Regions from separate parts of the Homo sapiens genome. Here region 1 is linked to region 2. Evidence: chromatin loops called from intact Hi-C (ENCODE). Cell type or tissue: HCT116. All regions are shown on one strand. Links, peaks and the distances in the headings refer to the core of each region. The heading gives the core; the rest is flanking DNA.

The links. Peaks named below come from ENCODE experiments on the same cell type or tissue, not always from the same donor. Only the 100,000 strongest peaks of a DNase experiment are listed, where the experiment ranks them.
Region 1: a loop joins it to region 2, with 3 times the contacts of the local background. A loop is called at or near these places in 2 of 110 quality-filtered maps.

Annotation. Positions count from the first base shown.
Region 1 is chr3:119,985,996-120,002,287 of GRCh38, reverse strand. GSK3B (glycogen synthase kinase 3 beta) reads left to right here. Exons shown (of 11, transcript NM_001146156.2): 2 at 49-242. Among named protein-coding and RNA genes, the nearest start is that of MIR6529, 91 kb to the left of the region's middle. In HCT116, for the core only: no CTCF peak of the experiment used is centred there; a DNase peak (open chromatin) is centred at 8,346.
Region 2 is chr3:119,929,519-119,942,587 of GRCh38, reverse strand. The region is part of intron 3 of GSK3B (glycogen synthase kinase 3 beta); the gene reads left to right. Among named protein-coding and RNA genes, the nearest start is that of MIR6529, 150 kb to the left of the region's middle. RefSeq lists an enhancer at 5,008-5,107. In HCT116, for the core only: no CTCF peak of the experiment used is centred there; no DNase peak of the experiment used is centred there.

The DNA.
Region 1 (16,292 bases), core at 3,416-11,415, 61 kb before region 2:
TAATTCCTTACAGTTCTCGTGAAAAAAAAATTTCCTTTCTTCCTTTAGGAGACAAGGACGGCAGCAAGGTGACAACAGTGGTGGCAACTCCTGGGCAGGGTCCAGACAGGCCACAAGAAGTCAGCTATACAGACACTAAAGTGATTGGAAATGGATCATTTGGTGTGGTATATCAAGCCAAACTTTGTGATTCAGGAGAACTGGTCGCCATCAAGAAAGTATTGCAGGACAAGAGATTTAAGGTAAAATGTCCAGTATTTCATATATTTTGTTGCTGTCGTAATACATATACCATAAATGATTATTTTTTTAGTTGCTTCTTTTTGCTTCAAATTTCTTCTATTGTGCGCATTTTTGTTCAGCTCAACCATTGTAGTGATTTTATTTCTAGTCATGTATTTTGTAGAGATAACATTCACTGAAGATTGCAGTATTACTTTTGTAGTCATTACAAATGACATATGTAATATATGTATTTTTTAATCCTGTGAAAGGTAAGTTAAAATTTCTTAATTTATACTATAAAAAGTGACCTGTCCTCACCGTTGTACTGTGTTGATGTAGACCAGAGGAACACTGCCTGTAGCATATAAGCATTTTATGTATTTGACTATGCTTCCTTTTTTCAAAAAATTTTTTTAATCCATGTTGCAACTTGTGTTAGTCTGTTTTTGCATCTCTATAAAGGAATACCTGATATTGAGTAATTTATAAAGAAAAGAGGTTTAATTGGCTCACAATTCTGCAAACTGTACAGGAAGTGTGGTGCAGACATCTGCTTCTAGTAATTGTCTCAGGAAACTTCTAATCATGGGCAGAAGGTGAAGGGCGAGTAGGTGCATCACATGGCAAGAGCTGAGCGAGAGCATGAAGGGGGAGATCCAGACTTTATTATTATTATTATTGTTATTACTATTTTGTAGAAACGGGGTTTTGCCATGTTGTCCAAGCTAGTCTCAATCTCCTGAGCTCAGGCAAGTCGCCTGTCTCAGCCTCCCAAAGTGCTGGGATTACAGGCGTGAGCCACCATGCCCGTCCCCAGACTCTCTTAAATAACCAGATCTCCTGTGAACTAACTGAGTGGGAACTCACTCATCAACAAGGGGATGGTGCTAACCCCATTCATGAGTGGTTGACCCCCTTGATCCAATACCTCCCACCAGGCTCTACCCCGTCTCTACTAAAAATACAAAAAATTAGCCGGGTATGGTGGCGGGCGCTTGTAGTCCCAGCTACTTGGGAGGCTGAAGTAGGAGAATGGCGTGAACCCGGGAGGCAGAGCTTGTAGTGAGCCGAGATCGCGCCACTGCACTCCAGCTTGGGGGACAGAGTGAGACTCTGTCTCAAAAAAAAAAAAAAAAAAAAAAAAGGAGATTACATTTCAACATGAGGTTTGGAAAGGGATAAACATCCAAACCATATTACAACACTATCCATTTTTCTCGTAACTTTTTTTTTTTTTTTTTGCTATCTTCCCTTTTTTTTCTTGTCCTTCTGCCTTTAGACACTAGCAATCCCAAAATTCAGTTCTCGTCATGTATTTTCATTTTCTGTACCTCATTAGGGGAGCCTATGCATGGAAGCTCAGATGTCATCTCTATGTTGTGGTATAGCAGAGAGAGTCAGAAGACACCGGGTGTAATTAAGCCTCTGTCACTATGCAGCGTTGCTCCCTTTACTACTCTTCCAACCTCTGCAACATTTTAGTGGGAGCCTCCAATGTACCAAGATCTATGGTAAACATGAAGGGATATAACAAGAAGAAGTGATCACTGTTCTGGTATAACACTAGTTATACCACATTCTAGTGTCCATCTGCTGTAAATATCTGGAACATTCTAAAGAATTTTTAAAAATTCAGTTGTTTTTGTTTTCAGTTCTCACCTCTCCCCCAAGTACTAGTCTCATGTTGTCAAATGCCCACTGGATCTTGATATCTGAATATTGTACTGTTATCTCAAATTGTCAAGCCATCTTATCTAACTATGACTTAACTTTTAAGACTCAATGGAAATCTCTCCTGCTAGTTCCCAGAACTTTGGATTTGCCTTTTCTTTTTAATGGTTTTATAATTCACTGTTATTCAGACTGTTCCATTTGCTCATCCCTAATATCCAGTCATTGTTTAACTTGATTTTCTTTTTTCCTCATACTGCCTTGTGGCTGTGTCTCTTCTTTTTCTTTCTCTTCACTACTATTCTAGTCAGAACCTGTCATTATTTGGCTTAACCACTTATAAACGTGTACCTTAGTCTTCTCCTTTCTAATCTCTTCTGTGTACTAAGACTAGAATAATCCCAGAGTTCTCATTGGTCATGTTGTTTCTCTTGCCCATAAATCTTCTATGGTTCTTCATAGTCTAGAAAGTAAAACCTGCCTAGTTTACTTGTGTACGCAGAAACTTCCATAGTCTTCCATTTTCTCCAGATACTTAACTTTCCAAACTTTTTATGTTACTCTCCTTGAAATATGTTCTTCTCTATGACCACTCTGCTTTTATTCAGCTCTTCTATCACTCCCATTCTCCTGCTGTCTAAATTCTGTGCATTTATGAAAACTCAGGTCAAATTCTTCCTGTATGAAACTTCCCAGATGATTCAAGTCAGCTATGGAGATCTTGCTATTCTAAATTCCTCGAGCCCATATTGTCCATAACCTAGGAAATTCCATATTTTTTATGACAGGGTCTCCATTTTTTAAATATTTGTCTCCTAAATACCCACACATTCCATTTTTTGGGATTGGTAGTTAATGATGATAGCAGATACTTACTATATGTATTTTTTGACATGAGCAGTTTTACATAATTCTTACCATTAGTACTGTGTGATTGATATTGTTATTATTTGGATAAGGAAACCTAAGTACAAAGAAATTTTAAATTAACTTGTCAGGGTCACACAGTTGGCAAGTGGATGGATGAGCAAGGATTCGAATCTAGACAGACTCTCCAGTGCCTTACCACATTTTATCCTCGCTGTATCAAGCCCCTCTACCCCTTCTCTCTTTCTCTCACAGTATTCATCCTCTTTCTATATCATAGTATCAGATTCTCACAGTGTCATAACCTCTTTCTATCAAAATATTTAAACCACACCCTCTTTCTCCTTCTCAAGAGAGATTGGTTTTATTTCATTCTCTAATGGTTGCATTATATTTTATTGTGTGGATATACCCTAATTAGCCATTGTTCAATTGATAGCTATTAAAATTTTTTTCCCTGCCAAACATTGTATATATGTGCTTTATCAGAATACAGTTTATAAAAGTAGAATTCTAGGGTTTAAACTTTAAACCTTGATATAGGAGAGCACTTTAAACCTTGATATAGGCTGTCTTCCAGTTAGATTTTATCCATTTAAATGTACGTTATTTGAATATGAGTAATGCCCATTTCCTGTGTAGCCTTTAGATATTAGGAGTATTTTTATGTTTTTCAGTTCTGTAGGTGAAAAATTATTTTTATATTTTGTTACTTTCTTTTCTGTTTTAAATTTTTTGTAGAGACGCATCTCACTACATGGCCCAGGTTGGTCTTGAGCTCCTGGCCTAAACTGGTTCTCCCTCTTGGCTTCCTAAAGTGGTGGGATTATGGTCTGAATCATCATGCCTGGCCCTGAAAAATTATTTTAATTTACAACACCATTTTACATGTTGTGACCCTTTTTACCCCTTTTAGAGTGTGTGTCTTCCTTACTCATTTGTTAAAACCCATTTAAAATGTAATCTTGTAGAGCAACAAAGATTTTATTATCTCAGTGCTTCTGTGCGTTGGAAATTCAGGCATGGCTTAGCTAGGAACCTCTGGCCCAGGGCCTCTCACCAGACTGAATCCAGGCATCAGCTGGAGCTGCAGTCTCATCTGAAGGTTTGTCTGAAGGAGGAAATATCTGTCCCCAAGTGTACTATGTGATTGTTGGCAGACTTTGGTCCCTTGCCACATGGGCCTGTTCACTGGGCTTTCTGAGGTCTTACCAGTTAGCTTCCTACATGGCAAGGGAGCCACTGGAAAAACAGTAAGCCCAAGACAGAAACCACAGTTGTTTTTCTAACCTAATATTGGTGAGTTGATTAAACAAGGGTGTGAATACCAGGAGGCAGGTATCATTTAGGGCCATCCTAGAAGCTGCCTCCACAATAATATGAACCATCTGTCATCATCTCAAAGTGAGAAAAAATAATTTCAGTTTGTGTTGACTTTGCTTGTGATATCTTTTGCTTTTCAGATATTGTTGATTTGGGCTTTGGTATAATGCTGAGAAAGGGCCTGTTCTATCTTGCTTATAAATAATGTCGTTTTCTCTAGGAATTTTATTTTCACATATTTCTTTAATTTTTCTGGGGTTATATTTTGGGATGTAGTGTAAAGTAGTAATATAACTTAACCTTTCCCCAAGTAGTAGGTCATTGTCTCAGAAACCATTTTTATAAAGTTTATCCTTTTCCCACTGGTGGGCAAATGCCATTTTAAAAACCATGTATTATGTTACCATATATACATTGGATTTTCTTCTGGGTTTCCTTTTCTTTTCCGCTGATTTGTCCATTTTGGCTTATGTAACACTTCTCTGATGATGAGAACTAACAGCATATTTTGAGTGTTCCTTGTTTTTTCTCTTAAAAAAATCTGTGTATCAAATATCATCAGCCTGTGATGTTTCTCCTGCAACCCCAACAAAACAAAAACAAACTTTAGATTTGATTAAAATTGTGTAAAATTTGCAGATTAGTTGGGCAGAATGTGCAGATTTACAATATTCAGCCTTCCCATCCAGAAATGTGATAATTCTCAGCATTTAATCCATTTTTGATATAAAACTTTATAGTTATGTACGTTTTAAACTTTTCTTACTTTTTTAATCTAGATATGTGTAGTAATTTTTCTGTTGCTCTTGGGAATGGGAGTCTTCCTCCATGTAAATACATCTTCCATGTAAATGCAAGTCTTCCTCCATGTAAATACATCTTCCATGTAAATGCAAGTCTTCCTCCATGTAAATATGTCTTGTTTTAGGCATTTGAACACTGCCTCCTCCGTTGGTTTTGAACTTGGGCATCTTCTAGATGCATTTAATGTGCTGAGGCCCTTTAGTAGGGTACTTTACTATGTTGCTTTTCTAAATATTATTACATGTTCATTATAATTTTCTAGCTTACCTAGAAACCTGAGTTTAAAATGTTACTGGTGAACTAGAGTGTTTTTGTTGTTTTGTTTTCTGTTGTTAGATGAACAGTTTTTATTATGATTAGACACTGATTTTCATATAGGGTTTATGGTTTTTTTCCCTATGATCTAAATGTAATATATAAACATGATAATATTCAGTCGGTTTTGCTTTCTAATAATCCTGTTTGCTCCAGGTGTTTTAACATTGTGATTTTTTTTGGAGGTATTTTATGTATTAGTGCTTTCTTTTATTTTTTGTTTTTCTCAGTCAGACTTGCTATATAGCTTTGCTTTAGTTATCATCTCTTTTCAAGGAACCAGCTGTTCTACCTTTCTTCTAATCATTGTATCTTTCATCACTATTCCTTTTTAAGAAGGTTCTAAAGAAAGAATATGTCAAATACTTTGATTAAAGATTGAAAATATGTCCCTATGTAAATGAACTGTAGAACTCTGAAAACAAACATTTAAATAAAACTATTAATAAACAGTGAGACCCTTTCTTTTTTTATTAAAAAAAAAAACACTAAATAAAACTATTTATATTGGGTAGCATAGGGTAAAACACAGTAATACTTCTGATTGTCCTCACTGGGAATTTGAATACTTTTCATGTATTACAGAGAGGAACAAGTAACCTGGCTGAAAATAAAAGGATGTGAGTCAGGAAAATAAAATAATAAAGCAAGAGAGCACCCAAAGCCTTGGCTTGCAAGAAATTGTGTATTAGATACTATGGTTTTTATATGTACTTATTGACAGAGAAAGTGGGGATCTATTGCTTAGGTAACAAAATAGTAGATCTAATGTTTTATTATGATTTTTGTCCTTTTTTCATGTTTTGATGGAGAAGATGTACAGACAGTGGTTTAAGAATAACAAACACTTGAAACTTGCAACTTAGCCTATGCTAGGATTGTGTGGGTATTTCACCAATTAATTTAATAAATACAGAGTTTTGTCTAATGAGCGGTTTGAAAGTAATAATGTGCACACATAGCATTTTGTAGTTTAAAAATTAGTTTCATATACATAAATCATTTGATTTTTGCTACTTTTTATTTTGATATAATTTCAGGCTTAGGCCAGGAGTGGTGGCTCACGCTTGTAATCCCAGCACTTCAGGAGGCTGAGGCAGGAGGATCACTTGAGGTCAGGAGTTTGAGACCAGCCTGGCCAACATGGCAAAATCCCGTCTCTACTAAAAATACAAATATTAGCAAAGTGTGGTGGCACGTGCCTGTAGTCCCAGCTATTTGGAAGGCTGAGGCAGGAGAATTACTTGAACCTGGGAGGCAGAGGTTGCTGTGAGCCAAGATTGCGCCACTGCACTCTAGCCTGGGGGACAGAGTGAGACTCTGTCTCAAAAAAAAAAAAAAAAAATTATTTCAGGCTTAGGCCGGGTGCGGTGGCTCATGCCTGTAATCCCAGCACTTTGGGAGGCCGAGGCGGGTGGATCACGATGTGAGGAGATCCTGACCAATATGGTGAAACCCTGTCTCTACTAAAAAATACAGAAATTAGCTGGGCACGGTGACTGAGGCAGGAGAATCACTTGAACCCGGGAAGCGGAGGTTGCAGTGAGCTGAGATCGCGCCACTGCACTCCAGCCTGGTGACAGAGTGAGACTCCGTCTCAAAAAAAAAAAATAATTATTGTTTCAGGCTTAACATTGCCATTACTGTAAAGAACTTCCTTAAACCTTTTATCCAGATTTCCAAATATTAATATTTATCACACTCACTTTTGCAGTTTCTTCCTCTCTATATATATTATTTTTATTTTTTTCAGGTGAGATCTTGCCGTATAACCCAGGCTGGAGAGCGGTGGTAAAGTCACGGCTACTGCAGCCTTCAACTCCTAGGCTTTAGCGATTCTCCTACCTCAGCCTCCCAAGTAGATAACCATAGGTGTGCGCCACCACACCTGGCTAGTTTTTAATTTTTTTTTTTTTTTTTGTAGAGACAGTGTCTCCCTGTTTTGCCCAGGCTGGTCTCAAACTCCTGGGCTTAAGTGATCCTCCTGCCTTGGCCTTCTAAAGTACTGGGATTATAGACGTGTGTGCCAGGCTACACATATTATTTCCTGAAATGTTTGAGTGCAACTTTTAAGTATGAGGCTCTTTTATCCCTAAATTATTCAGTGTCTGTTTCCCAAACTCAAAAGACATTCGCTTATGTAACCACATAATAATTATAAAAAAATCAAGAAATTAACAATTATACAATACTATTATCTAATATGCAGGCTTTATTGAAATATCTCCAGTTGTTCCAAAAATGTCCATTGTGGCACAAGAAAATCCTGGGTCATGTGTTTAGTTGTGATATCTCTAGTCTTCTATACCAGGAAGAGTTCCTCACTTATTGTCTTTCATGACATTCATGTTTTTGAACAGTATAGGACAGCTATTTGGGTTTGTGTAATGTTTCTTCATAATTAGGTTCAGCATATTCATTTTTGGAAAGAATGTCATTGAAATGATTTTTTTCTTCTTAATGCATTATATCAGGAGACCCATGATGTCTGTCTAGTTAATGATGATATTCACTTCTATCACTTAGGGTAGTGTTTGCTAGGTTTCTTTACTGTAGAATTACGGTTTTTCTCTTCATAATTATAAGGAATATGTAGGAAAATACTTTTAGACTACATAAATAACCTTTTTCTCATCCAGCTTTTACCAACTAGTTTTAGTATGCATTAATGAGTTTTTGTTAGAATCAATTATTATAATAATGGCTACAAATGGTGATTTTCTAATTCTTTTTTTCTTTATTAATTAGATTCTACTCTAAGGATTATGAGGAAAGCTTTTCCCTTCTCTCATTTAATTTTATATATCATACGGACTCATTGACTCTCATTTAATTGTATATATCATATGGACTCATTGACTCTCATTTTATTAAATGGGTTATAATCTTTGGTCATTTATTTTGATACTCAGATTGCTTCAGGCCAGGTGCAGTGGCTCACACCTGTAATCCCAGCACTTAGGGCGGCCGAGGCGGGCGGATCACGAGGTCAGGAGATTGAGACCATCCTGGCTAACATGGTGAAACCCCGTCTCTACTAAAAAATAGAAAAAAATAGCTGGGCATGGTGGCGGGTGCCTGTAAGGGAGGCTGAGGCAAGAGAATGGCCCAGGAGGTGGAGCTTGCAGTGAGCTGAGATTGCATCACTGCACTCCAGCCTGGGTGACAGAGCAAGACTCTGTCTCAAAAAAAATTGCTTCAGATTTGGTCAGCGAAAGCCCTTTCAAGCTGGATCTAGATCCCCTTAGCCAGTAGAACTAGAGAATAGGTGTATGTGTGTGCACATGTGTGCAAGCATATTCACACGTTTTTTTCTGTATTTCTTTCTATTAAAAATTAATACTTTTAATTGCAGAGCAACATCACAGAGTTCACTCTAGCCTTCTTTATTTCTATATTTGTAACTCCTCTTTCTGAACTGAGAAAACCTAGCTGCTGTTATCCACAATATATTTACTTATTTGCTCAATCCTAGAATTTACAAGCTAGTTTCAGAGCTGCTAACTCATATCCCTGGGGGCAGAGTTGGACTTACTAAGAGTTCACTGTTTATGTTTTTTATCTTTAGCTTGAAAGGCATATGGATTTTATATTATATTCAAAAAGTATTTGGGTTTTTCTTTTTTTTTAATTTTAATTTTTTCCTGTAGCATAGACTATTAATTTGAAGTAGTTAGGTTCATCTGTTTCTGTATGTATCGCTTCTTAGAACTTCACCCCCTTTCTTTTTGATTAAAAAAATTATTTATGTTTTCATTCTGTGAAACACTAACATGGTTCCAAAAGTCAGAAATCTAGTGTCATTTCTTTTCGATTCTTTCTATTTTATTTCCACTCACTCCCTGTAGATGGCCAACCTCATTATGTTCTGGCTTACTTTTCCTCAGTTTTGTTTTACACATACCTGCTCGTTTGTGCATTTTCTTTTTTTTTTTTTCTTCCTTACACAGGAGGTAGCATATTGGAGACACTCTTTTGTACTTTGCTTTTTCTTTAAGCTATATTTCCTGGCAATCATTGCATATCAGTTCAGAGATTTTTTTTTTTTTCATCCTTTTTACAGCTGCTAAATGCCCCTCCATAAAGGTTATACCAATTTGCATTCTCTCTAGTTAAGTATGAGTGCCTGTTGGTCCATAGTTTTGGCTATAAAAGTTGCCTTACTTTTTAAATTTTTGCTAATCTCATAGGTGAGAAATGGTATCTCATTATAGTTTTAATTTACAATCTTCCTATTTTGAGTACACTTTAACATCTTTTCATGTATTCAAGGTCCATTTTATTTGTTTTTGTGAGTCTGTATGAATTGTCCTTTTTTTGGTCCATTTTAAAAATGTGATTTTGATTTTTCCCAATCAACCCTGAAGAGTACTTTATTATGGAATTTATATTAGGTGTGATATGTGTAATTTTTACTTTGTGTATGGTAGTTTTTTTTTTCTGATATGTAAGAGTCCTTCCTTCCCTCTATGCAGTTGAATTTATTGCTCTTTTATCTGGATTTTGTGTTATGGTTATAAAGCTTTCCAGCTATCCTCAGGTTAAAGAGGAAGTCATCTATATTTTCCTCTAGTAGTTATCAGGGTTCAGTTTTTGCATTTAGATCCCTGATCCATTTGGAGTTTATTCCTATTATGGTATGAATTATTGATCTAATTTTATCTTTTCTAAATCATTAACTACTTGTCTGGGTACAATTTAGTAGAAGACTATCTTTGTTCCAGTTATTTGAGATGTTACTGTTATTATATGCTAAATTTCTACATGTACTTGGCTCTATTTCTGGACTTTCCATTTTATTCCACTAAGCTGTTTGCATATTCATGTGTCACTACTATACCGTTTTGATTATAGAGACTTTATAGTATGTTTTAATGTCTGATAGGGTTAATATGCCCTTGTAGCTTTTCTTTTTGGTGTTTTCCTACCTATTTTTACATGTTTATTTTTCTATATGAACTTTGGCATCAGTTTATCTAACTTTATAAAAAAAGTGTTGATCTTTTAAATTGGGATTTTATTTATAAATTAATATAGGAAGAACTGATATATTTGTGAGCTTGAATTATCTTAGCCAGGAATAAGAAATATTTTTCCATTTGTTCAAATCTACTTTTATGTCTTTCAGAAGTTTTGGCTTAGTCAGGCTTTAGAAATTTCTTAAGTTTATTCTTAAGTATTTTATTGTTTTTGTTGCTATTGTATAGTTTTTCTTGTTTTTTATTCTACATGTTAAAAAGTGATGGACTGCTTTATACCAAGCTCGGTTTTTTTCCTTGTATCACCCTTCCTTTGTGGAATTTAAGTATTCTTTGTTGTGGCCAAAAAATAAAATTTGATATATTGACCTATTTGTTTCTCTTGATTATCATAAAATAGGAATTTCTCTGACAACTTAAAAGTCTGTAGTTTTAAAATCTGTGATTTACATAGCTGCTGTTTGGGATTGCCTTAAATTATTAGGTGTTTCCAGCAGAAGGTTGAAATAGGATCTTCTCCTTGTTCAATTAAATAAACCAACCTGCGAAATCTCCTAATGGCAGTGAGAGGCTTTTTTTTTTTTTTTTTTTTTGGTGAATAGTAAAGATGAGAGATAATGGTCAAAGATAAAAAGAAAACCAAGAATAATTATCCCTGTGTGCCAGGAGTCACATAAACTGTACCTAAGACACTGGGCTTTTTAAAAGAATTTCTGGTATAATCTTCATTTCAGTGGTATTTTATTTTTTTCCCACTGTTGTCCATCATACTGTGACAGAGTACTTAAACTATCTTAACTTGGGCAGTTTGGAAGTGCTTGTGATAGGAAATATTTGTGTTGTGGGGATAAAGATTGGGTAGGTACCTAATTAATGTAGGAGACCTGTACTGTTGTAACAGGGAGAACATCAGTCAATCCCAAACCTCCTTATGGTTTGTTGAGGCTGACTGTTCCAACTTGAAAATCAGTAAGTTGCATGTTTATTAGTGATCTTGGCTTCATTTACTATTCATTTCTCCTTTGAAGTGAGTCATAGGTTTCAAGTCTCCTGCCTAGTTTCACTTGTTCTGTAATTGGGATATAGAGGGATAGGGATGTGAGGTATCACTATTGTTAGGTTGTGAATGGAGAGCATAGTCTACTTTTAATACCATTTTATTTATTTATTTATTGGAGACAGAATTTCACTCTTGTTGCCCAGGCTGGAGTGCAATGGTGCAATCTTGTCTCACTGCAACCTCCGCCTCCTGGGTTCAAGCAATTCTCCTGCCTCAGCTTCCCAAGTAGCTGGGCTTGCAGGCATGCGCCACTACTCCTGGATAATTTTGTATTTTTAGTAGAGATGGGGTTTCACCATGTTGGTCAGGCTGGTCTCGAACTCCTGACCTCAGGTGATCCACCCACCTCAGTCTCCCAAAGTGCTGGGATTACAATTGTGGGCCACCGCGCTTGGCTTAATACCATTTTAATACCTGCTTTTATAGCATTTTGGAGAATGAGGAAAGATGATGTCTGTTTTTGATCCTTAAGGATATGAGTATTCTCTGAATATATTCTGGAGACAGTGCCAGAGGAAGATTTTGGTCTTACTTAATAATTTTGAAAGCTTGAGCATATCTATTGTAAGAGTTAAAGAAAGAGGAAAGAAACACGAAATGTGGCTGGCAGTTAAAGACAAGTTCACTTTAGACAAAACCTGAGAGGTGCTCCTGGCTGATTTTGATCAGGAGCGCTTTCTCTTACAGACTAAGAGTATATATTGGTTTTAGGGTGAGGGGGCTTATCACAAGATTGGAATGTTTATGTGTGTGGAGAAGTTTATGGTGGGGTTAGAATCTCTCTGGGAGGAGGGGAGGTTATCTTGGGGCAGACATCTTTCCGGCCAGGAGGGGTGTTATCTCGGGGCTAGCATCTTTCCAACTGGAGCGGGGTTTATTTCGGGGCTAGCATGTCTCTGGTCAGGGAGGAGTTTGGAATGTTTCTGGTTGGAGATGTTATTTGTGGTTTATGGTCATGCTGACCTTAGCCATTAGGCTGATGCCCTTTGAATTTAGGCAGTTTTTTATTAAGGTGAATTTTAGAATGAGGGGCTTGTCCAAGATGGCGATGCTCCTACTCTGTCAATCCAGACCCTATAATTTGAGGAGGGACGGCGTGTTCTTCTGGCTACTTCCTGCTGACTAGGGGATGGAGAGTTTTCTGGTCTCAGGTTGACTGTAGGAGCAATGACATCTGTAGATGTTTTTGGGTAGTTGTCTGTGAAATGGCCATGATCCTGTCAGATAAAAATCTTTGAAAAAGGTTAATTGGGCAGGGTAAGAACATTAGTCCCAGGCATATTATTAGAAGGGGGCTCAGGAATGGGATGACACATGCTATGATTTTGTTTCCAAACCAAGAATCTGTTTGGTTGTTTAGATATTTCCTTAGCTTTTTATTTCCTTTTTTTTTTTTTTGGAGTCAGACTCTTGCTCCGTCACCCAGACTGGAGTACAGTGGCGCAATCTCAGCTCAATGCAACCTCCAACTCCCAGGTTCAAGCAGTTCTCCTGTCTCAGCCCCCGAGTAGCTTGGGACTACAGGCGCCTGCCTGTACGCCCGGCTAATTTTTGTATTTTTTAAGTAGAGATGGGGTTTCACCTTGTTGGTCAGGGTGGTCTTGAACTCCTGGCTTCAGGTGATACATGTGCCTCAGCCTCCCAAAATGCTGGGATTACAGGCGTGAGCTACTTCACCTAGCAAGATTTCTTATTTCTTTACATTGATATTTATGACTTTTGGGGGCTGTCAGGGGTTGCTTCCTTAGCTTTCCAGGCTTTGACTTGAGTGTGATGTATTTAGGAGTTGATTCCTGTAACAGGTACCATTTTAATTACCCTGGGTTCCGTGGATTCACTAGACATGGGGGTGAAGGATTCTGGGCACCCTCAGTTATTAGTTGTCAGCACCAGCAGTGAAGAGATTTCCTTCTGTGATGGTCGGGGAGCTTAGAGGCAGCGTCTGCTGAAACATCTAGTTTTCAGTTTATAGGGCTTTAAGAAAGCCCGACTTATTTTGGAAACTTGTAGCCAGAAAAATTAGAATTTAATTTAAGCAGTAGAAAATAATAAAAACTGAAAAATGTTAGGCAACACTAGAATTTAACAACAGGTGTGCTATGGTTTTTTAAATATAATTTTCTTTTTCCAGTTTCCCATTTTTATTAAAAGACAAATCATGGTAGGAATGGTTTGCTTTATTATACTTGGCTTAATTATTTGCATACAGTGCAGCAAGAATAATTATTTGTTACATAGGCCTTTTAAATTGGCTTTGATGGAACTTTGTTCTGTAGAAGGAATCTGAGAGAAAACCGTTTTAGCCAAGCCCAGCCCTGGATTTGTACTATCAAATATCTATGAGTTGGTGAATTTCTTTCCTCTTGAGGTCCCAAGATAACTTGGTATTCCTGGTCTGCTAGAAAGTGACATTCTTTACTTACCATAGACCAGAAACCCTGTACAGGGACTGTGTACACAAAATATGAGGCCAGTTTTCCAAGGGCATTTTTGCCTTTGTAAGTATGGTTCCTTAAAGGAAAGCATATTATTCCAGTTAAAGCCTTTGTAAAAATAACCAGTTTTTCCAATTCTGTCCTGTTACAAAAGAAAACAGATTTTTAGTGCACTTATGCAAGTACTGTAACTTAAGAATACTCACAGATAGTTTCAAAATTATGGAGAAAATCAGGTAGAGAGAAACAAGTATGTTCCAAATTTTGTTCATGGTAGTATAGTAAATTGTTAAAAGCTGTTAATAGCTCAAAAGAAAAATTTCTTTGACTTTGAAAAGCAAAACAAAGGATTAGCAATATGTTAAAACATTAAAAAGATTGGTCTCCTGTTAGTTTAGTTCATGGAATTAATTCCTGTCATGCTCAATATTAACATTTTATCTCTTCAAAAGTCCTGAACGTTTTTCCTCTATTCTGATGTTACAGTCTCCAGTGTTATCAGAAACCTGCATTTAAGAGCACCTGTTAGAGCTTTATAGCTGATTATAAAACCACCTTTTAAAGAGGACCAAAACAAGGCAACAATTGTTTATGGATGACAAAAAGTTTTAGGGTAGCCATAAAGACACAATTGACAAGGATGACACACAATAATTTTAACATAACGATTGTAATTATTACTGAAAATGTACACTAATATATATCAGAATTATAGGAGTCTTCCATAACTTTGGAACACATATGAGTAACATACAAATATAGACCAAAGAAAGCCAAATACCGTTTTATATTTGACAATGCTTCTTGTATGATTTTATACCAGATAAGCTAAATTTCACCTTTCTATTAGTGTGCTATTAATGTTAAACTCAATTTTAATAAGACCTTGTAGGCATATTTATCCAATTTTAATATCTGACCATAAGGTAAGATTTTTATAGACTTTTTTTAATGCTTTATAAGTTTTGTTAAAGAACAGGTTAGTGCTTTAAGAAAAACCCATTGTGCTTTTGTTTTAATGCCCAATTTACAGAAAAACTGGATGATACCCCTTTAACTTTACCAATATGTTTACACACAGAATTTCCTTTATAATTAACGTTTCAAAACTTGCTTAAACCTTCAAAACAATTTTTTAACTTTTTAATGTAGGTAAAAATCCACATTCTTATGCCTCCTTATAATCCTTTTACGAAAAGTATATTTTACTTTCCTTACACACCTTGCATATAAACTGTTTTTTCAATAGCTTTAAATACATGTTACACCATTAACTTTTATTATTATACTTTAAGTTCTAGGGTACATGTGCACAACGTACAGGTTTGATACATAGGTATACATGTGCCATGTTGGTTTGCTGCACCCATCAACTCATCATTTACATTAGGTATTTCTCCTAATGCTATCCCTCCCCGCAGTCCCTCATCCCCTTACAGTCCCCAGTGTGTGATGTTCCCTGCCCTGTGTCCAAGTGATCTCATTGTTCAATTCCCACCTGTGAGTGAGAACATGCGGTCTTTGGTTTTAGGTCCTTGTGATAGTTTGCTGAGAAGGATGGTTTCTAGCTTCATCTGTGTCCCTGCAAAGGACAGGAACTCATCCTTTTTTATGGCTGCATAGTATTCCATGCTGTATATGTGCCACATTTTCTTAATCCAGTCTATCATTGATGGACATTTGCGTTGGTTCCAAGTCTTGTGAATAGTGCCACAATAAACAAACGTGTGCATGTGTCTTTATAGTAGCATGATTTATAATCCTTTGGGTATATACCCAGTAATGGGATTGCTGGGTCAAATGGTAATTCTAGTTCTAGATCCTTGAGGAATCCCCATACTGTCTTCCACAATGGTTAAACCAATTTACACTGCCACCAACAGTGTATAAGCATTCCAGTTTCTCCACATCCTCTCCAGCATCTGTTGTTTCCTGACTTTTTAACGACCGCCATTCTAACTGGCGTGAGATGGTATCTCATTGTGGTTTTGATTTGTGTTTCTCTGATGACCAGTGATGATGAGCATTTTTTCGTGTGTCTGTTGGCTGCATAGATGTCTTCTTTTGACAAGTTTCTGTTCATATCTGTTGCCCACTTTATGATGGGGGTTGTTTTTTTTTTTGTAAATTTGTTTGAGTTATTTGTAGATTCTGGATATTAGCCCTTTGTCAGATGGATAGATTGCAAAAATTTTCTCCCATTCTGTAGGTTGCCTGTTCATTCTGATGGTAGTTTCTTTCACCGTGCAGAAGTTCTTCAGTTTAATTGATCCCATTTGTCTATTTTGGCTTTTGTTGCCATTGCTTTTGGTATTTTAGTCATGAAGTCCTTGCCCATAACTATGTCCTGAATGATATTGCCTAGGTTTTCTTCTAGGGTTTTTATGGTTTTAGGTCTAATATTTAAGTCTTTTATCCATCATGAATTAATTTTTCTATAAGGTGTAAGGAAGGGGTCCAGTTTCAGTTTTCTGCATATGGCTAGCTAGTTTTCCCAGCACCATTTATTAAATAGGGAATCCTTTCCCCATTTCTTGTTTTTCTCAGGTTTGTCAAAGATCAGATGGTTGTAGATGTGTGGTATTATTTCTGAGGGCTCTCTTCTGTTCCATT
Region 2 (13,069 bases), core at 4,315-12,314:
GTTATGAGCTGGGTGTGGTGGCTCACGCCTGTAATCCCAGCATTTTGGGAGGCCGTGGCGGTTGAATCGAGACCAGCTTGGCCAACGTAGTGAAACCCCATCTCTACTAAAAATACAAAAAATTATCTGGGTGTGGTGGTGGGTGCCTGTAATCCCAGCTACTCGAGAGGCTGAGGCAGGAGAATCGCTTGAACCCAGGAGGAGGAGGTTGCAGTGAGCCGAGATTGCCCCATTGTACTCCAGCCTGGGCAACAACAGTGAAACTCCGTCTCAAAAAATAAAAAATAAAAATAAAAACTGTGTTATGTCTTCACAAGATCCTTAAATTTTATTTCAATCAATTAATAGTTTTCTGTAAGAAAAACTTCTCTAAGTAACTTTTCATTTAAAAGTTTTTTTCCTTGTGGTTCATAGATTACTTTAATAATAAAGCGAAAAACCTCTGCCTTCTACTTTGTGAGAGACTGTTCAAATAACAAAGATGACAGTTGATTTTATTTCTCATGCCACCTTTGTTCTATTGATAGTAATGGGGGCCTGTATCCAGAAGGGGAGGATTGTACCACTGCATCTGGGATCAGGGAGCAGAATGCTGTGCTTAATTTTGCTGGTCTACCACTAGCTCTGGAGAGGAAAGGGTAGGGGTGACATATATGCCAAGGATTCATTCTGAAAAGTAAAGAGCACTGGCTTTGTAGCTAGAAATATTTGAGTTTGCATTCCATTTCTGCCACTTGATAGTAGTATGACTCTGGGCAAGATATTTACTTTTATAAGCCTCCTCCCCGCCATCTGCACAGTAGGGGTTTTGTAAGGAACAAATGTAATAAGGTTATCACGTGCTCATTATAGTACCTGGCATATAAATTAACACTTAATAAACATTAATTTACTATTTTACCTATTATTGTGTTTATTAATAGCAAATATATATTGCGCTTTTTATATGTCAAACATTGTCCTGAGCTGTTTACATATTTTATAACTCACTTAAACCTCATAGCAACCAATTAAAGAATGAGTTTTATAGAAGCACTATTTTATAGAAGAAACTGATACAACAGCCGTTAAGTAAGTTACCATACAACTACTAAATGGCAATGTTGGGCGTCAGCTCCAAGTAGTCTGACTCCAGAGTCTGTATAGTATGCTATAGTGTTTAGCATAGGACGTACATTCCTCCAGAAGCAGTGTGCTAGAAATAGAACATTAAAAAATATCTTAGTAAATTATCAAACAAGGGGAGATTATAATATTAATAGTAGTATTACGCCAGTCAAGGTGGTTTACGCCTGTAATCCCAGCACTTTTGAGAGGCCGAGGCGGGTGAATCTCCTGGGGTCAGGAATTTGAGACCAGCCTGGCTAACATGGTGAAACCCCATTTCTACTAAAAATAAAAAAAATTAGCCAGGTGTGATGGCAAGTGCCTGTAATCCCAGCTACTCAGGAGGCTGAGGCAGGAGAATCGCTTGAACCCAGGAGGCAGAGGTTGCAGTGAGCCGAGATCGAGCCATTGCACTCCAGCTTGGGCAACAAGAGCGAAGCTCCATCTCAAAAAAAAAAAAAAAAAATTAGTAGTAATAGTTGCAGTACTAGAAGTAGTGGTATTGATAATAATAGCTAAAAGGTATGAGATACTATATGCCAGGCATTAATCTAAACACATTACTTATATTTACTCATTTAATCTTCACAACGGTTCTATGAAGAGGAGATGGAGAGAAGTTAAGTGACGTGACCTGCCCATAGAGTGATTTAAACCAGTATTTTAAATTTCTAGTTTGCAGGAAGTATGTGACTCTTCTAAAATAAAGATTGTGCATTTTTTCGAGGGAGCTAGCTTGGGTGTTTTATTAGGTTTTCAAAGAAATCTCTGACCCCCAAAAGATAAAACAGAACCATCAAGCCATTCACCCAAGAGCCAAGGAGATATAATTATAGCAAGCTATGTAAATATTTATAAATATTTATTAGAAATGTTTTGATGAGATTTGAGCCCCCACAGTCTAGCTCTGGATTCCATTAACCTTCCCTAATACCACCACTCTTAATTTCAGTATATGTTTTTCTTTTAATAAAGAACTTTTATCAGAGGTTTCTAAAACTTGTATGTATGTATGTATATGTACTCATTTCTAATTCAGTTTTAACTTTTTCGAGAGCAGGTATGTGTGCATATGGTTATATTAAGGGATGAAAGAAAGAAAGAAAAGGCCAAGAACAGTTCCTTCTTAATTTTGAAGCAGTATAGTATAAAGAATCAATTTGAGTATGAATGGTGACTCTGCTGTTCATGTGTCTGGCCATGAGGACTGGCTATGTGTCCTCAAGCAAATTGCTTAATTTTTCTCCTTATCGCTAAAATGAGGGTAATATATGTATGTATAATATATATACTTGTGTTTTATATATATTTTTATATATATACTTGTGTTATATACACCATGTGTATACACACACACACACACACACACAAACACACACACACACTTTTGTTACTGTGAAAATTGTGGCCATGTAAGTAAAATGTTTATAGTATCATGTATTAGTTTTTCTTTCATTACCTCTAACCATTAGTTCTTGGTGTTCCCTAGGGTTTTATTCTCCATTTTTCTTTACTTTCATACTTATCCTGGGCCATATTCTCAATCCTTGTGACTTCAGTGACTCTCTAATGTTTATCTTCAGTTGAGGTCTCCCTGATGAACTCTAGAGCCTCAAATTTTAGTACCAACCAGAAATCTCTACCTGGAAGCCTGAGCCGTCAACATTTAGCATGTTAGAATTTACGACTCCCCTTATCCTTGCTATATATCAATTATTAAAATAAGAAACCTGGATGTTATGCTAGACCTTTTTGTTGACTTATTTGAATCTGTTCTTTCTATTTCACTGATAATGCTGCCTTAGTTCAGGCCCACATTATTTCTTATCTAAACTCTTGGTGATTTCTCTTCTTCTAGTACATACCTTTACTTCCTCCCCACCCCTAGCCTAAACAGTATTTTAAAACAGGGATAAATCATAGATTATTCTAAACAATTAGAAGAGACAATATGGGTCATTGTCTTAAGAATTTATTGTCTGGGTTTACCAAAAGCTTTATATGATCAATTAGCATTGGAGATGTTGGAGATGGGAGTTGTGACCATCCCTAATATAACATGGCAGCAGGCAATCCTTCTGATTGTATCACTTCTTCAGTTACCTAAAAGGTAAATTCCAGATTTCTTAGCATGACATACAAGGTCTTTGAACATCTATATCGTGACCTTACTTGACTCATCTCTCCTTTCTCACAGGCTATCTATGTTCTAGCCTTGCCCAAAGTATGTGCAATTGTCAGAATATGTTGTATTATCCCTGTTAATGCAAATACCTTCTGGAATGCTTCTTTCCTACCCTCCACCCCTGCTCTATTTTTGTTGAGTTCTTTTTCATTGTATTGTCTCTGCTCAAAAGTAGCTCCATCTGATATCTCACTATTTTCTCTCCCCCCAGCCCCCCTTTTAGCCCCAAAAGCTTCTCTCTCCTTGGAATATCTTGCACATACCTCTTTCATGACATTTTTCTTGTATTTTAATTATTTTTTTTTTAACTAGATCTTTTTACTAGGTTGTGTAATTCTCAGCAGCATGGTGAGATTTTATTAATTTTGTTTCTTTAATGCTTAGCCCAGTGCCTGAGACAATGTGAAGTTGGCTATGTAGATTTATTGAAAGCCTTCTAGATAGTCGTAGAAAACTGAGAGCTAAAATAGGCTCAGCCCAGATATTAACTTTTGTTTTTTGAAGTATATTAAGATTTATTATAGGTATTACAATAACTATTTCTATAGATTGTGTTATTGTAAAGGAATTATTTTCTTAATTTTACTTTTGGGATATTCATTGCTGAATATCAATATATAATTGTATAGAATTCAAGAGCATTAATTACGTATATGATATAATGCAGCTATCACTGTTATTTTTAAAACATTTTCCGTTTTATCACGAAATGGAATTGGAGTTTATCAGATGCCCTTTTGGTGATAATTGAAATGATCGTGTGGGGTTTTTTCCATCATTTTATTAACATGATATATTACATTGATTTTCTTATGTTGAACCACTGTTGTATTCCTGAGATAAAGGATTATACCCCAATCTTGGTCATGGGGTATAATCCTTTTAATATGCTATTAGATTTCATATTCTAGTATTTTCATGAGGATTTTTGCGTTTATATTTATAAGGGATATTGGTTGGTAATTTTTCTTTTTTGTGATGTGTTTATCTGGCTTTGGTATAGGGTAATGCTTGCCTTGTAGAATGAGGTAAGAAGTGCTCCTTCCTTTTCTATTTTTTTTAGAAGAGTCTTAGAAAGATTATTGTTAATTTCTTCTTTAGTAAACTGGCAGAAGTTACCACTGAAATCATCAGGTCCTGGACTTTACTTTGTTGGGAGGTTTTTTTCTTTATTACTAATTAAATCTCTACTTGTGTGTATGTTTGTTAAGATCGTCTGTTTCATTTTGAGTCAGTTTGATAATCTGTGTATTTGTAGGAATTTGCCCATTTCATCCAGGTTGTCTAATATGTTAACATACGATTATTTGTAGTATGCTGTTTTCATCCTTTTTGTCTCTGTGAGGTTAGTAGTAATGGCCCCACTTTCATTTCTGATTTTAATTCTTTTTCTTTTTATTTGTCAGTCTATCCCTACATCTAAACTCTTTTAAGGGTTTGTCAGTTTTGTTGATTGAAAAGAAAAAAAACTTTTAGTTTTGTTGATTCTGTTTTTTTTCTGTTCTCTGTTTTATTCATCTCTATTCATATATTTCTTATTTCCTTCCTTCTGTTAGCTTTGGGTTCAGTTTCTTCTTTGTAGTTCTCCGGTTGTAGAGTTAGATTAATGATTTGAGATCTTCTTTCTTAATGTAAGCATTTACAGCTGTAAATTTCCTTCTGAGCACTGTCTTTGCTGCATCCCGTAAGTCTTGGTATTATGTCTTAACTATGTAAAAATTTTTCTTGTTTAAGAGTATTATCTTAGTCAGTTTAGTGCTGCTATAAAGGAATACCTGAGGCCAAGTAATTTGTAAAGGAAAGAGGTTTATGTGGCTCACAATTCTGCTAGCTAGAAAGTGAAAGTCTCAGGCTGCCTCCACTTGTGGTGGAAGGTGAAGGGGAGCCAACATATGCAGTGGTTACGTGGCCAGATAGCAGAGAGGTGTCAGGCTCTTTTTACCAACCAGTTGTAGTGGGAGGGAACTCATAGAATGAGAACACATTCATTACCAAGAGGAAGGCACAATTCCATTCATGAGGGATCCACCTCTGTGGTCCAAATACCTTCCATTAGACCCCATCTCCAACACTGAGGATCAAGTTTTACCATGAGGTTTAGGGGGACAAACAGTCCAAACTATAGCAAGTGTGTTGTCTGTTATCTTCTTTAAACCATTGGTTGTCTACAGTGAATTGTTCAATTTCCACACATTTGTGAATTTTCTGGTTTCCCTTCATTACTAATTTTTAGTTTCATTTCATTGTGGTCAGAAAAGATATTTCATATGATTTCAGTCTTTTAAAATTTATTAACATTGTTTTGTGGCCTAATATATGGTCTATCCTGCATAGACCTATGCTCAGGTGCAAAATAATGTGTTCTCTGCTATTTGGGGGTGGCTGTATTCTGTATATGTATGTTGGGTCCAGTTGGTTTTTAGTGTTGTTCAAGTTATCTGTTTCCTTATTGATCTGTCTTGATGTTCTGTTCATTATTGAGAGTGGTATATTGAAGTCTCCAACTATTGTACAGCTGCCCATTTCTCCCTTCTATTCTGTTAGTCTTTGTTTCATGTATTGGGGGCTGTGTTGATTGGTGCATTTGTGTATATAATTGTTATAGCTCCTTGATGACTTGATTTTTTTAATCAACATACGATACCCAAGGCTAGGTGCATTGGCTCACACCTGTAATCCCAGCACTTTGGGAGGCCAAGGCAGGTGGATCACCTGAGGTCAGGAGTTCGAGACCAGCCTGGCCAACATGGCAAAACCCCATCTCTACTAAAAAATACAAAAATTAGCCAGGTATGGTGGTGTGCGCCTGTAATCCCAGCTACTCAGGAGGCCGAGGCAGGAGAATCACTTGAACCTGGGAGGCAGAGGTTGAAGTGAGCTGAGATCCTACCACTGCACTCCAGCCTGGGTGACAGAGCGAGACTTTGTCTCAAAAAAAAAATATATATATATATATATTTTTTATATATATTTATATTTTTATATATATTTATGTTATTTATATATATAACCTGAAGCCTTTTATTTTTTTCTTCTGGACACCGTTCTGGCTAGAGTCTCTAGTACAGAAGAGATAAATGCAGATAAATGCTTACTAGAAGAGATAAATGCAGACATTCTTGTTCTTGCTCCTGATTTTAGTGGCAAAGCATTCAGTCTTTCATCTTCAAGTGTGATGTTAGTCTTGGGTTTTTCATAGATATAGTGTTATCAGTTGAGGAAGTTCTCTTCTATTTCCAGCTTGTTGAAGCATTTTTATGAAAGGGTGTTGGATTTTGGCAAGTGCTTTTTCTCTATTGATTATGTGGTTTTTGTTTTTATTAAAATGGTGTTTTATATAAGTTGATTTTTGAATGTTAAACCTACCTTACATTTCTGAGATTAATCTCACTTGGGTCATAGTGTGTAATCATTTTTATATGTTGCTAAACAGTACTTTGTTAAGAGTTTTTGCATCTATATTCATAAGGGATATCGATCAGTAGTTTTATTTTGTTTTTGTTTTCCTTGTCATGTCTTTGGTTTTAGTATTGGGTAATACTGGCTTCATAGAATGACATTGAGAAGTATTCCCTCTGCTTCTGTTTTTTGAAAGAGTCTGTGAAGAATTGGTTTTAATACCAATTAATAGGAACTATTTAGATAAACAGTGTAGAACTGATGTATGCCAAGGAGTACAGAGTATTTTAAAGACTTGGTGATGTTTAATAGCACAGTGTGTGTAGAGGAGATACAAGTAGTTTGAAATTGCTGGTATATAAAGTTGGGGTAGTGGGGATTGTAGTGGAGATGAGGCTAGGAAAGTAAAAGTGGGTTCATATATGATTAGGTCAAGGTCAGCCTCCTAGTATAAAAATAATTTTGTTGTCGTTGTTCTTTTTCAATTAGATGAAAACCCCAAATTACAGAAATGGTACCTTGATCAGGTTGACAATATGCAATTCTCCCCTCTTTTCCTCTCTCTTTATCTTACTATATTATGAAAATTACTGATAGAAGTGAATTTTATTCAGTGAAATAAAGTGATTACCTATCTAAGTTCGCTTGGTCTATCTTCCTTAAAGTTTTATGTTGATGTCTTATTAAAGTGGTTTATTGATTATCTGGATGAAACTTGACTGATGAAATGCTAACATTTTCAATGGAGTATGACCTAGGAAGTGAATATATAAGTAATAATAAAGCTCTTGAGTTTGAATTATCAGGACCTCCTCATAAAGTATAAATGTTACTGACAGCAAATGAGGTGGTAATTATCATCTGCTCAAAAATAATCTAGGAGTTTCTTTTGAATATCAGTTGTCATCTGTTTTTATGTTATTTTAATATTTCAGCAAAACTAAAATGTTATTACATGCATACTATATAAAAAATTGAAGTAATACAGAATGGAGTAAATTAAAATGAAATATTTTTTACCCTAATCCCTAAATTCCCTAATCCCACTCTTAACAGATATAAATTTCTTATATGCATGTATGAGCACATATATTATATGTAAATTAGTAATAACATATGTATTTTGGAACATGTTCCCTTTTTACCAACAATACAGTAATAGGGCTTTTATGTCTATATGGACAGACCCTGCAAAGTTTCCCCTATTGTTAAGATATTAATATGGTACATTTGTTACAGTTAGTTAATTATTATAGTTTATTCAGATGTCCTTGGTTTTTGTCTAAGGTCTTTTGTTTATGATCCCATTTGAGATACCACATTACATTTACAAAGTATAAGAAAGAATACCACATTGAGGATCCCTCATTACAACATAATGAGATGTTAGTGGTCTTATCTTACTTACCTGCATGGCAGTTTCTTAGACTTTCCTTGGTTTTGATGATCTCGACAGTTTTTTGGAGTACTGGTCAGATGTTTTGTAGGATGCCTCACTATTGGAGTTTGTCTGCTTTTTTAATGATAAAACTGGGGTTACACGTTTTTGGCAAGAAGACAACAGAGAGGTAAAGTGTCATTTTCATCACATCATATCAAGGACATATACTGTCGACATGCTTTATGAGTGCTGTTAACTGACTTTCAACACCTGACTGATGTAGTGTTTAGTTTTCTTGACTGTAAAATTACTCTTTTCCCCACTCTTTCCATACTTTATTCCTTGGAAGGAAGTCACTATGCAGAGACTACACCTAAGGTGGGAATTATGCCCCTATACTTCTTTTCCTTAATGGTGGAGTAGCTACACAAATTATTTCAATTTATTTTGCGTAAGAGACATGTCTCTTTTCCCCCATGTATTAATCTATTTAGTCATTTATTTCTATCAGTGTGGATTTGTGGATATTTATTTTATTGGCCACATTGTCCCAGGTTTGGCCACTGGGAGTTCTGTCAACTACCTCCTGTGCTTCTTGTTTGTTTTTTTGTTTTATTTATTATTATGGTTATTATTTTTAAGAAGGAGTCTCGCTCTGCCTATCAGGCTGGAGTGCAGTGGCTTGATCTCTGCTCACTGCAACCTCTGCCTCCCAGGCTCAAGTGATTCTCCTGCCTTGGCCTCCCAAATAGCTGGGATTACAGGCGTCTGCCACCATGCCTGGCTAATTTTTTTATTTTCACAAGAGACGGGGTTTCACCATGTTGGCCAGGCTTGGCTCGAACTCCTGACCTCAGGTGATCCACCCACCTCGGCCTCCCAAAGTGCTGGGATTACAGGCGTGAGCCACCGCGCTTGGCGGCTCCTGTGCTTCTTTAACATACTATCATGTGGGCTTTTTGTTTTATTTTAAAGCATGTTTTTGTTTTCTGGCATTATAAGATAATGGCATGCAGATGTGTTTTTAATTTCTTGCTCTTCACAAATTTTATGCATGCACGAGCGTGTACACACACAGAATTGTTTTCATAGATGTAATCCCTAAAGTGTCATTGCTGAGTCTATTTGGGGGGGCTCTATGTCTTCACTTCTGAATTAATAACCCATTGCCTGCCCAATAGATTGCATGAGTTTGGACTTTCACAAGAATTGTTGTAGTTCATATTGGATGGTGATCTATTTCAATACTTAGTTTTCTCAGACTGAATTTTCTTTTCTAGTTTGATAGATGAAAAATTGTGGCTTATTGCTATCTTTATTACATTTCTTTAATTATGAGTGAGGCTGAGCATTTTTCTACAGTTTTGTTGGCCATTTTTATGACCATCTGTTAATGCGTATTTCCATATTTCCTTTCTTGTTTTTGTTTGTTTGTTTTGCAGGGGTTGGGGTGGGCAACGGCATGATTTCGATCACTGCAACCTCCACCTCCGGGGTTCAAGCAATTCTCCTGCCTCAGCCTCCAGGGTAGCTAAGATTACAGGTGTCTGCCACCAAATCCAGCTAATTTTTGTATTTTCAGTAGAGGCAGGGTTTCATCATGTTGGCCAAGCTGGTCTCAAACACCTGAACTCAGCCTCAGCCTCCCAAAGTGCTGGGATTACAAGCGTGAGCCACCGTACCCAGCCTATATTTCCATGTTTTCTGTTTGAATACTGGTTTTTTCTTGTTGACTTCCAAGTACTATTTGTGTTTTAAAGAAAAACAAATCAGGCTTTTATCATGTGTAGCAGAAGTTTATTTATTTGTTTATTTGCCAAATTGTCATGGTTTTTTTTTACTGGGTTTGTGTGAGTTTTTTTTCTTAAGGTAGTATAGATGTTTTACAGTTCTGTGTAATCAAATTGGCATTATTTTTCTCCATGGCTTAGCTCTTTTGTCTTCCAAGATTTGCAGAAATACCCATGTTTTCTTCTGGCACATTTATTATTTTTCTAAAAAAAAAAAAAAACCCTTTGGTAATTTTGGTGTTTATTTTGTTTTAAGGTGTGAGATAGGGATGAAATTTGCCTTAATCGTTGTATGCTAGGTGCCTACCCTTTCCCATTTCCTTCCCACAGCCTCTCAAGCAAAAAGGTATTCTCTTACCTAATCCACACACTCTTTACTATTAGTACTATATTCTCATCTCTAGCCAGCCTGGCGTACCCATCAGAGAAAAGATAGCTATTTTGGAGATTTTTGCCAGTTGGAATGCCCAGTCCAATTCTGATGAGAATCCTGGGTTACTGTGATGCTGCATTTGATGTCTTATTGCGGGGATCTCTAATATGTTGTATTGCATTACATCAGATTTTTAAAATTATATCATGATTCTATTAAAAATGTAACCTCAAGTCATTTTATTTCCTTGACCTCAGAAGTTATCTGGAGATAACACATCATACTAATGTGTTTTCCAAAGGTAGGATGGAGTTATCTCAGCTGTTGTTGAGTTGTTGTTACATGTGATCAAAATTTTATCACTTAAATTTCTTACTCAGTGTGTGGTTTTAATGTGGAGTTCATAGAAAAATGGTTATCAGTGATTAGAGAATAGTTTATTAATAAAATTAATAACTAGGAAAACTGAGTCATAGAGAGAAATACTCCCTAAATTATACATTATGTAATTTTTTTGGAAGTTTCTAAGTAGATCCACTTTGTATAATAGCAGATTCCTTTCAAAGGACTTCTGGCATTGACTCTTTTGCCAGTTTTTTGGAAACCTAGTATCAGTTATTTGAGGTTAGCAGACTCAGCGTTTTCAGCTCCTGCCTCCCAAATGATACTGTGTGTTCTATTTAGGTTTTTTAAATTTTTATTTTATTTTTTTATTTCTTTTTGTTTTGTTTTGTTTTTTTGAGACAGTCTTGCTCTGTCACCTAGGCTGGAGTGCAGTGGCACAGTCTTGACTACTGCAACCTCCGCCTCCTGGGTTGAAGCGATTCTCATGCCTCAGCCTCCTGAGTAGCTGGGACTACAGGTGCATGCCACCACGCCTGGCTAACTTTTGTATTTTTGGTAGAGACAGGGTTTCGCCATGTTGCCCAGGCTGGTGTTAAACTTCCGGGCTCAAGAGATCCACCCACTTCGGCCTCCCAAGGTGCTGGGACTGCTGGCGTGAGCCACTGTGCCCGGCCTATTTAGTTTTTAAAGTTTACAATTTGTGAGTATTCTAGCATTGTGTCTGAGAATCCAAAGGAGATAGATTACATTAAGGAAATAGCAAACCTGAGATGTTTCAGAAAATTACGAGTGCTAGAAATGCTGAATCCTGGTCTTCTCAAAATATTAGCATCTTTAGCCTTCTTAATTATGTTGTGCAAGAAGCTTCAAACAAAACCGTACTTTGGAACTGCAAAAATACTACTGTTTTCCCTACATATGGTGTTTCCTAGGGATGGGCACTGTCCCCTCGGGGTTATTCCCTGTGGCTATTTATTTTACATTAGAACATTTGTAAATTTAACAAGAGCATTTTTTGGTGCCTTCATATTTCTCATAGTGTAGTAAATTAGATTGTTCAGCCTATAGCAGACATGCTTTCATTAGCCTTCCTTTGATGTATTCTGCTGTGTTAATATTATGAATAAAATATGTGGCCAATAAAGGGATATCACTACTTGCAATGCAGCATGAGCTATACAAAGTAGAGTGGAATTATCTTCATTGATTTGAACACAATACTTTTGTAGCCTAATGTTGCATGATGTTTTTTATTGGTTGCATCTCAGTGTTTTTTCTTTTTGAGTTCTGTTCAATTACACTTCTTTAATTTCCAGATGTATTACTGTCAAGTTTGATCTGGAGTTCCTCTGTTCTCTCATTCTCAATAATACATTGACACTTTGATTTTAGTCATAGGGCCTTTGTTAAATTTCATATTGCAGGTTTGGTCTATCATACCAGCCCAAGTTCTTTAAATTTTTATTCAATGTTTCATTTTAAGCCATTCTTCTAGGTCTGTGTCAATCTTAGGTGGCTGTGTTGAAATCAGAGGTTATAAATTGACAGCCAAATCTATCCCATGATGTGTTTTATTTGACAAGCACATTTTTTTTTTTAAACTAGAATGCTTGTAGTTAGTTAAGTTTTGTACTGTGTGATTTACCAACTGTTGCCCCTTATTGCGTTACACAATTTGGCTTCACACTTTTACATATGTTGCTTAGCTGTTGATGGCATTTGCAACCTGTAATAAATGAAATCATTTATAAAAATATTGAGACAAGGGAAGGACAGTTTATAGTCCTGTAACTAGAAATCTCTGTTGAACTTGGCATTCATCTTTTAATCTTACATATAATTTAAATATATAAAATTAAATAAATGTGTGTGTGCATGCGCACGTGTGTGTGTGTGTGTGTGTGTGTGTGTGTGTGTGTGTGTGTGTAGGAGACAGAATCTCACTGTGTCGTCCAGGCTGGGTTGCAGTGGTGCCATCACGGCTCACTAGCCTTGACTTTTCGGGCTCAAGTGATCCTCCCACCTTAGCCTCCCGAGTCGCTGTGACCACAGGCGTGTGCTGCCAGGCCTGGCTAATTATTATTATTATTTTTTTTTTTTTTTTTTGAGGCAGAGTTTCGCTCTTGTTGCCCAGACTGGGGTGCAATGGCGTGATCTCAGCTCAGAGCAACCTCTGCCTCCTGGTTCAAGCCATTCTCCTGCCTCAGCGTCCAGAGTAGCTGGGATTACAGGCATGCGCCACCATGCCTGGCTAATTTTGTATTTTTAGTAGAGACGGGATTTCTCCATGTTGGTCAGGCTGGTCTCGAACTCCAGACCTCAGGTGATCCGCCCACCTCGGCCTGCCAAAGTGCTGGGATTACAGGCGTGAGCCACCATGCCTGGCCAATTTTTTGTTTTTTTGTAGAAATGGTGCCTCCCTGTGTTGCCCAGGCTGGTTGTGAACTCCTGGACTCAAGTGATCCTTCTGCCTTGGCCTCCTACAGTGC